2 separate regions of the Homo sapiens genome follow, and region 1 is linked to region 2. The links are chromatin contacts, found by Hi-C in ENCODE. All regions are on one chromosome and are shown on one strand. Each heading gives the region's core, a stretch centred on a gene start or an enhancer-like site at or near the end of the contact. The rest is flanking DNA. Distances are from core to core; before and after follow the strand shown.

Region 1 (4,461 bases), core at 1,962-4,461, 43 kb before region 2:
TTCTTTCAGTAAAAGAATGGCATGTCACCAACATGTTACTAATCCTAAGTGCCACATAGCTCTAAGAGTCATCGATTATTTGTTCCTGAATGAGAAAAAGGGGGCCAAGGATAGTATATTGGGATCTTTCTGCTTTGATTAAAGCTTATGAGAGAAGATAATGGTGTGGAAGGCACTAAGAGACGGAGGAAGAGAAACAGGAAGTTTGGTATTCCCCAAACCATAAACCAATAGGGCTTTACGTGTGCCAGGTACTTTAGAAGTTTTACATACATGAAGTCATAGCAAACCAGAAGATGCTATGCATCAGTTTGAGTAGTGGACAAAGGTACAGTTTCCCCTTATCAGTGGGAGACAGTTTTCAAGACCCCCACTGGATATCTGGAACTGCAGACAGTACTGAGCCCTATATATATACCATATTTTATCCCATGCATACATACCTATGATCAAGTTGAATTTATAAGTTAGGCACAGTAAGAGATTAACAATAATAAAATAGAATACCTAAGACAATATACTGTGGCTATAACTTTTTCAGTTTGATGTGACAGCAAAACTTGCATAATTTTTTCCTTCATGATTTCAAAGATAAAGTTTTTCTTAATATAGATCTTGGCAAAGTCAGCTTATGAGGGTTTCTCTCTCCTTAAGTCAAGAACTTTCACCTTTTTAGTTAAAGCAAGCACCTTACAGCCTCTCTTTGGCACATCTAAATCGCCAGCTTCACTAACTCCATCTCTTTGGAGCCATTAAGAAAAACTGAGTTACTTGAACACAAGCACTGAGTCCGCCACAGTCGATTTGATAACCTAGACAGCTACTGAATGACTCAGGGGGTAGCATAGACAGTGTGAATCAACTACACAGAGGGATGATATTTCCACCACACTACTCAAAATGGTGGGCAATTTAAAATTTGAGATTTTTCATTTAATATTTTCTACACATGGTAGATAGCAACCTGGCGGATTGCAGGTTAACTAAAACTATGGAAATGAAAGTGTTAAAGAGAGGAATACCATGTCAGAATTCTTTACCTCAAAGGTTCAACCCTAGGGCTAGAGACTGAAAGGATCTTAAAGCATGAAACTTTTAAAGAGCATCTAAGTGATCACTGCTTTGAAAATAGTGGATCACAAGAACCAGGAGAAGACAGGAGTCAGTTCAGTTAAACAGTGCAATAGTAGAGAGGGAAACCGGTCTGATTCCGAAACTCGAGACTGAAGGAGAGAGGACATGATCAGAGACAATGTAAATAATGTCAAAAGGCTCGCAAATGGGAATTAGCAGGCACTAGGGGTGGAAGAGAGAGGGGAGAGTCCAGTCTAACTACAGCTGAAGAGCCCGTGGAGAGCTGAGGTGTGTGGGGTGGAGTGCGGCTGGAAAGTGAAGGCAGGGAGACCAGAACTCAGCGTCGAGAAATAAGGTGCAAATGGGAGTTGTTTCAGTCAGAAAGTTACATGCTGAAATAAGGTACTTATGAAAGATCCACCTGGCAGTTTTAGTCTTGAAAGCAAGATTAATATTAATTGCTACTCATAAGTGTTCATAGCCACAGTGGGCTTTGGCCAGGAACTCCTTTTCTTCTTCTACCTACACAAGCTACTCCTGTACTCCGTCTGCTTTTATGAATGAACGCATTTGGACCTTGCTTCCTACATTAATCAGATTTTATCCCCTTCTCTCCACAGCAACGTAGTATCCAATGATGTGAATTTCTCTTTTCCCTTACCTTATCTCCAGTTCTAATTACATACTGCCTTAGTTACCACCCCCCTTTATCTGCCTATTTATTTAAATGGTAACTGTTTTCATTCATGGAAAAGTAGTCTACTTTCCCTCCCATCCCAACTGACAATTTGGAAATTTTCAGTGTGGAAAATTAGGCATAAGATAGAAGTTTTCTTGGCTTTAAAAAAAAAAAAAAAATCAGCACTATAATGGCATGTAGGTGAACATTTACTGAACACTTACTATGCCAGAAGTTAGTTCAGTTTGAAGAATACAGGTTTTAATGCTACATGCCAACTTACCTAAACTACATTGTCAAGGATATCACCAATGGACAAGAAAGAAAGAAGTACATCTGGTTTCCTGGAGCATTGAGAGTAAAAGGTCTAAATTCCAAGCTGCCAGCAGGAGGGCTGTGATGTGGATGTGCAGGGGAATGCTTCTGGGCAGCAGTGTCAGTTCGTGTGGTGGCAAATAGAAATCAAAGGATCTGGCATATGGCCCATCCAGTCCACCCTGCTAACGCTGTGGAAGAGGAAATGGAGAGTAAGGGAATGGAGGATTACACAGGAGCAGCAGAGGCGAGGTGAGGCGAGGCGAGCCCATCTAGTCCACCCTACTAATACTGTGGAAGAGGAAATGGAGAGTAAGGGCATGGAGGATTACACAGGAACAGCAGTGGTGAGGTGAGGTGAGCTGAAGCAAGGGGCAGACACCTGCAACTATAAACACAATGCACTCATTATTATACCCCTACAGCCTGAGCTTCCAACATGTCCACATCTCCCCCTGGGCTCCAGTTACTCAGCTCAACAGGCTTTTATATGCCATGCTAAGATGGCTTCTAGGAGACCTCTAATAGTTTTATTAAAAAAAAAGATCTTAAGGCACACGTGGATGCCTTATGGGTTCAATAAAAGAGGAAGGAGGTTAAAATGAAAAAAAAAAATCATGATTTCCCTCCAAGCATGAAGTCTTCAGCCACACCTAAATGCATATGAACGGAGCAATTAATCATTTAACTTAAAATGTAAATTAAAATTTTAACAAAATATTCAGAGGGCAATCTATGCTTATCCAATAGTATGCACCCCTGCTACCAATTAATTCTGAAACTTTCTCATTGTGAATACCAAGCACATTCTTCTAACTGTCGGCTCTTACATGCCATTTTCCTTCAGTAAATCTATTCATGTTCTTCTAAACTATTACATTTCCCTTAGCTTCCCACGTTTCATGCTAAATGCCCTTTTCCAGTTGTCTGCTTGCCAGATAGTGAATATATGTTATTTATGCTTAATCTTGAGAAGACCACTGCCTCAGTTATTAGCAGATAAGCTCACAGTAGTAACGTGGCCTTCTAATAGTTACAGAGTAATACCTGAAGAAAACATCCCAGTATCTGGGTGATGTTCTGTTTTTCATGAAGATCTAAGGATCCTACCTCAGAGAAGCTGGGTCCAAGTCTTTCTAAAGCAGTAGTGGAATGTCAGACTTCTTATTAAATACATTGTGTAGGGGTGAGGCTAGGTCAAAAAGTCTTTTCACTAATAGAGTCCCACATCCCCCAGGAAGAATTCCTGGGTTAGCAATTAATCCAAGTTGACTGGGTTTACCATGAACTTTAGAAGCAGCCTGTCCTTTCTTGCAGAGGGTGCATTGTTTTCCCAAGTGAAGGACTGGAATCGTTTCTTGGTATTTCATCATGAAAATGTCTTACTGAATCTTGGCATCTCTCCAGAGAGATTTTAAAGGCAGTGATGTGGGGATAAGAGCCTCGCTCTAAATTGAAAATTAGATTTTAAATTTCTTTAGAAATAGAGGCTATGACAAACTAAAAAAGCTCTTTCTCAAAAGTCACTGGCCTCTTGTTTGGGGAGAAATCTTTAAAGTTATAAATAAGTGTGAACCAAAAAGCATTGGAGCCAAGTCTCAATCAATGTAGATGTTTCTGGTGCCAAGGTTGAGGATGCACCTGGGAAAAAGGAACACAATATGACAGGAGCATCTGAGATTTGTGCTTCTTCCAAAGACGGTTGGGAGACTTCAATATTTAAAAGGGAAACAGTGGGCATTAGAGGAAAAAAAAGAAAAAGGAAGTGTGAATAAATGAAGTAGTTTCCTTCTTTGCAGGCTTTAATCAGTGTTGACTGAATTCGCACTTTAGATGTGACAGGAGAGGGTTTAGAGGAACACTCAACTGGGCGTTCATCTCCTGCTCAGTGAATCTGGATTGTATATAAGATAAGGTACACAGTAGAGGAAGCAGTCAAATATGCATTTGTTTCAGGGGAGTGGAGGGATGACTCCCAGGCCTGTCTTTGTCCACTGCCTGTCAAGATAAGCCATTCATTTACATTGTCAGCATGACAATTCAAGAGAATGGTTTTCGGGTAAAGATCTTTGGGCCAGCAAGGAATTTCCTTGCTAGCAGATTGTGAGGGAGGTCCCTTGGGGAGGTATGTAGCCTTCTACCTGTGTAGCTGTCCATTCCGGAACAGTATGGAATCTGTAGCCATACAGTCGGGAACAGATATGGAATATAGTTTTGCATGACAGAGTTCCCAAGCTTGACTTTTCCCTTTGGCTTAGTGAGTTTGGGTCCCAAGAGATTTTCCTTCTACTTTCTCCTATCTTCTATTTTCACAAAAGTGGCATTTGTCACTTAGGTTAAGTGTTTTTCAGAATTATTTGTCTTACGTGTACTACAGAAGAATATTGACCTCA
Region 2 (4,650 bases), core at 1,410-3,909:
TGGTGCTGGCTGTGAGTAGCTCATGTCTTCCATTTAGCTACAAGTACGGGTTATCTACCATTTGGGTCACAAGTCACTGTCTACATCATGAGAGTATACTTGGTGTTAGTTTATCCATGTCCCAGACAAATTATAAGGGATGAAATAAAAAGGGCAACAGAAACTCAACGGAAACTACTCTTGCAAATTTAGACATAAAAATTATTCTCAATACAAGAGGCATTCAGTGTTGTAGAATTTTATTTATTTTCAATTTTAAGATGATGAGGAATTAGCATTAGGATTATGATTAGCATGACCATTAGAAATCAGTATTAGCAATTAATATTCAGAGGAAATACCACAGGGACGTAAACATTGAGCTATAATTCACTGATTATTTTTGGAAATTAGAATTTTTCATAGTTCTTCATAATTAAGAAAAACTGAGTGTGTTTTATACAATTTCAGGTTACAATAAAGAAACAAATATCCACAACAAACTTCATGGAAGTAAAGGATGATTTTTCACATTGTTTAAGGCTAAAAGTGTCCCAAGAAAGACATTTTACCAACATATTTGGGAGTAAAATTGATCAAACTAGTCTAGTGCTCCTCTAAATATTCTAAAAATATTAGCATTTGAGTCAATTGCCCAGAAAAAGAAGTTGCTATTGAGAATAATGATGATGACATCGTGGAGTTTATTTTGCAAAGTGTCATGCTAAGAAGTACTTTGTAACTATTGACTCCCTGATCTTCACAATAAAACTAAGAAGTGAGGAGCTATAAAAGCCCCTCTCACCAATGACAGCATTGAGGGTAACGTGTTGGTGGTCACGGGGTCTGTTAGTGCCAGGAGTGTTTGGACTAGATAGTCTCAATTCATTATATATTCATACACATGGCATTGTGTATATAGGAAGCTTTATATGGGAATAGCAGCTAGACATTTACTGTAATTAGCAAATAAAATGTACCAAGCATGTGAACCTGCTAAATTGTTAACAATGTAATAACTAATGTGACTAATGAAAATTAGTCATACTTGAGAGTAGATCACATAAATTATTATAATCAGGATTGCTGTTTTATGGATATAAACTATGTGTACAGATATACACACATATATAAAAATGTACACATAGATACATCATATGTATATTTTATATATATATATAATGTATATTTTGCTAATTCAGAATATTTGGTGTCAGGTTTTATACATTTTTATGATACTATGTACAATGTCATCATTACTTACAACCTCCCTCATTTTACTTTTTTTAGGTTTCATTAATGGAACCTATAAAAATATATTTCTAAAGGGAAACTCCTCTCCAGTTTATGTCGCAGCCTAAATATTAGCAGTATTTCAGCTACTTCCACACTTCCTACATTTTCGGTTTGACTTTTATCATGCGATAAGACACCAGAAACAGAGGGAAAATCATGTGCTGCTTCACAAAGTCAAACAGTGGTCTCTGCTGTCTGTTCACCCTTACTCCCATTTTATACACACACACACACACGTATATGTAATAGCACAGGGACATACATATTGAGGTATAACTCACCGATGATTTTTGGAAATTGGAATTTTTCCGTAGCTCTGGCAATTAAGAAAAACTGAGGGACTGTTTTATACAATTTCAGGTTACAGTAAAATCCACAACAAACTTCAAGAATATAAAGGATGATCTTTTATCCATTATATATATATATATAAGTATATACATTCATAATTTCCTCCCATAGATTTATATATGTATATATGTAACTCTTCTGTGGTTCTAGCTTTTTCTATGGCCAGCTAGCCCTGCAAACCTAGCAATGCAAAGGGAAATTCTAAAGTCTACTCCATTTTGCAGCCAAGTGGCCTTACTTTTCCTATCTGCATACAAAAGATCTAATTTATCAGAGAACAAGCCCTCCTCAAAGTAAATTATGATTTTAAGTAAAATGTTTTGTTAAATTTATTATCTGCTCTCTCACTAGAGTGAGCACAATAAGTAACTATACTTGTTGAATATCTCCTGGGCATAGATCATACAGCTTTGCTATGGTTTAGTACACATAAAAATAATCAGAAAATGTTTGGAATGATTCTGTGACTTTATATAGGCATTTGTTTCTGAAATGATGAAGGCAACATACAGTAAAACAAAATTTAGAATTAAATGAATTGAGTTCTTCCTCTGGTCACGACATTAATTAATTCTGTGACCTTGGATTATCTTCCTAAACACCCTGAGCCTCAGTATCTGCTTATATTAATTGATATAATAAACATTCAGGGTTACTTTAAGAATCAAATAAGAAATTTATAGTTACAGGTGCAAATATTTTATACAATACCAAGTAAAATGTAAGATATCTGCAAATTATTTCAAAACTATTGGTAAATGGGTGCAAATTCTCAATCTCTCATTTAAGCAATCTACATATTCAACTAAAATCTATGAATTTAAATTGCAAATACCTCCTGATCTTCAGAAAAGGTCTGTAAACCCAGGTGCTCCCAGTGAAGTTACATCAGCAGTTAAAGTCTATCTTTTCCCCCAAGTATCCTTTGACTTGAAAGGATTGTTACTTAGTAGAAATTCTCAGAAAAAACTGTGCATTTCAATTAAGCTTGCAGAACATCTAAATGCCTTTGAAGAGCAGAAGTATGCTTGGCCTGCAAATTTTGAGAAAATTATTTTTAAAAAGTTAGTGGATAAAATAGACATAATTTTATTGGATAAAATTGTCTTTTAGGCCTACCTAAACTATTTTTTATTGCATAATACCGTACACCAAGAGATAAATCAATGCATTTATGTTATCCTGACATTTGTAAATATTCTGTACTATTTTATAAGGCGTGCATGTTGGTTGAGTAGGGATGGCCGCAAATATTTTCCTCCCACATCACTACAGTTTGAAGGTAGGACACAATGCTTGCCCAGGACTGTGATGATCTCCAAGCCCATCCTTTAAATCAAGTGACAAGATAATTCCTAACTTGTAAGTTGCAGCCTTTGCTTGCTTCCCTATGACCACTGGTGAAGTTTCTGCCAAAGAAAAGAGCAAGCTCCATGCTCCTTCAATGCAGCAGCCTTGTTAGGAAGCTCTGCATTAGCTTAAATTAAAGCTGCTTCATGCAGGATTCTTCCTTGCCTTCTGAATCTGCTTGGAACCAGTTTTCTCTCTTTGCAACATTCAACATTTCATAATGTGAATATGACTACAAGGTTTTCTGTCCTCCTTCTCTATACCGGTCACACTTCTCCAGTTATTTTATGCATTCATGTATGAATTTTTTTCCAAAGTGCTCAACTTCCAGGTATTTACTGGGGATAGCTTTTGCAATGTCTATTTTAGAATATAATACCTCAATTTCAACAGATTACTGTAGGTGTGGTTTTTCCTGTACAGAATACACTGGCAATATTACTTTTCTGTTGTTATCGCAGACACATTGAGTCATTACATACACATTCAAACTTACAGTTACCTTTTCACATGAGAAGTTCTCAAGACAGGTCAATACAGTGCTGTGCAATTTTGAGACTAAATACAAAAATATATGTTCCTAGTTTTTCTCCGTGTTCCTAAATTCTGTTTAGTATTTCAAAAAGTTGGAATCATTAAGAATGAACTCATATTGAAATAATAATCATACAATTATTAGATAATAAAGCACTAATGTACTCTGACAATTTTAGAGTAACTTAGAACCACATTCTTCAACCCACACACACCTCCTACAAGACCCATAAAGAGACTACACACTAGAATAAACCCCTCTACTAGAGAGACCTGTTATTTCTGATGAGAGTTTATTTTATGCTTGGTGTGATGGACACTAAAAAAATGCCTGTGAATCACTGGCAAAGTGGATCTGAGAAATCCAGGTGTCTGCACATTCTTTGAAATCATTGTGGAAAAAAGGATTTTTAAAATGCTTGCACGTTTGACAGTCAGGCAACGAGTCTATGTTGGAAATTAGAATGCCTGTAGGAGTCTGCCTTACGTCAGCTCTGTGTCTTTAATGCAAGCATCTTCAACTCTCCAATCATCAGTGTTCTTATCTGTAAAACGAGGGGAAGGAGATAAAGACAATGCACTGTTCAGAGATTCAGGAAGCCTGGTTCATAGTCTGTACTTTAGAAACTAGGAGTAAGTACAGGTTTTTCCTTTAGATCTTTTGTGCCTTTCGAACAGTATTGTCCTTATCCTATCTAATTCATAAGACTAAAGTTTGCTTAAATTATTTTTTTAAGAAAAGCAGCAAACATTTAAGAAAAGATTCTTTGCACTGTTACACTCAATGGCATCCTTCTACCTGAGATTTACAACACTCACTCCATGTAATTCCCACAGATAATCAGACAGGCACTCTTTTTCTCAATGCACTTGCATTTGGCATGGAGGGAATGGGACAGTCATTCCTCATTATACTTGTGCCTGAGATTTCCAGCCCAGGAGTTGCAGACAACTCTGCCTCAACTTTCTTAGATCCAGTTTACGTAAATCTTGTTTATGTCATATAAAGAACGTAAATTCAGTCAGACCACAATGAAATGTTCTGGCAACCCGGTCATTTGCATATGCACCAAATATTTAAAGTGCTACTATGAGGAGGAGTCAGTCTAGGTGCTCATCAGCATTTGACTTCTTACCTGT

The links. A loop is a pair of places that touch in the nucleus more often than their neighbours do. Pooled maps may share reads with other maps.
Region 1: a map of GM12878 shows a loop between it and region 2 (2.1-fold over the local background). The contact joins the promoter of OR2T2 here to the promoter of OR2T1 in region 2. A Hi-C loop is called at or near these places in 1 of 168 maps with a recorded cell type or tissue (GM12878), 1 of 37 single-sample maps with no recorded cell type and 2 of 50 pooled maps.

Annotation. Positions count from the first base shown.
Region 1 is chr1:248,444,387-248,448,847 of GRCh38, reverse strand. It overlaps OR2T2 (olfactory receptor family 2 subfamily T member 2), which reads right to left and starts at 3,211. Exons shown (of 4, transcript NM_001004136.2): 1 at 3,179-3,211; 2 at 2,037-2,259.
Region 2 is chr1:248,401,057-248,405,706 of GRCh38, reverse strand. It overlaps OR2T1 (olfactory receptor family 2 subfamily T member 1), which reads right to left and starts at 2,659. Exons shown (of 2, transcript NM_030904.2): 1 at 2,462-2,659.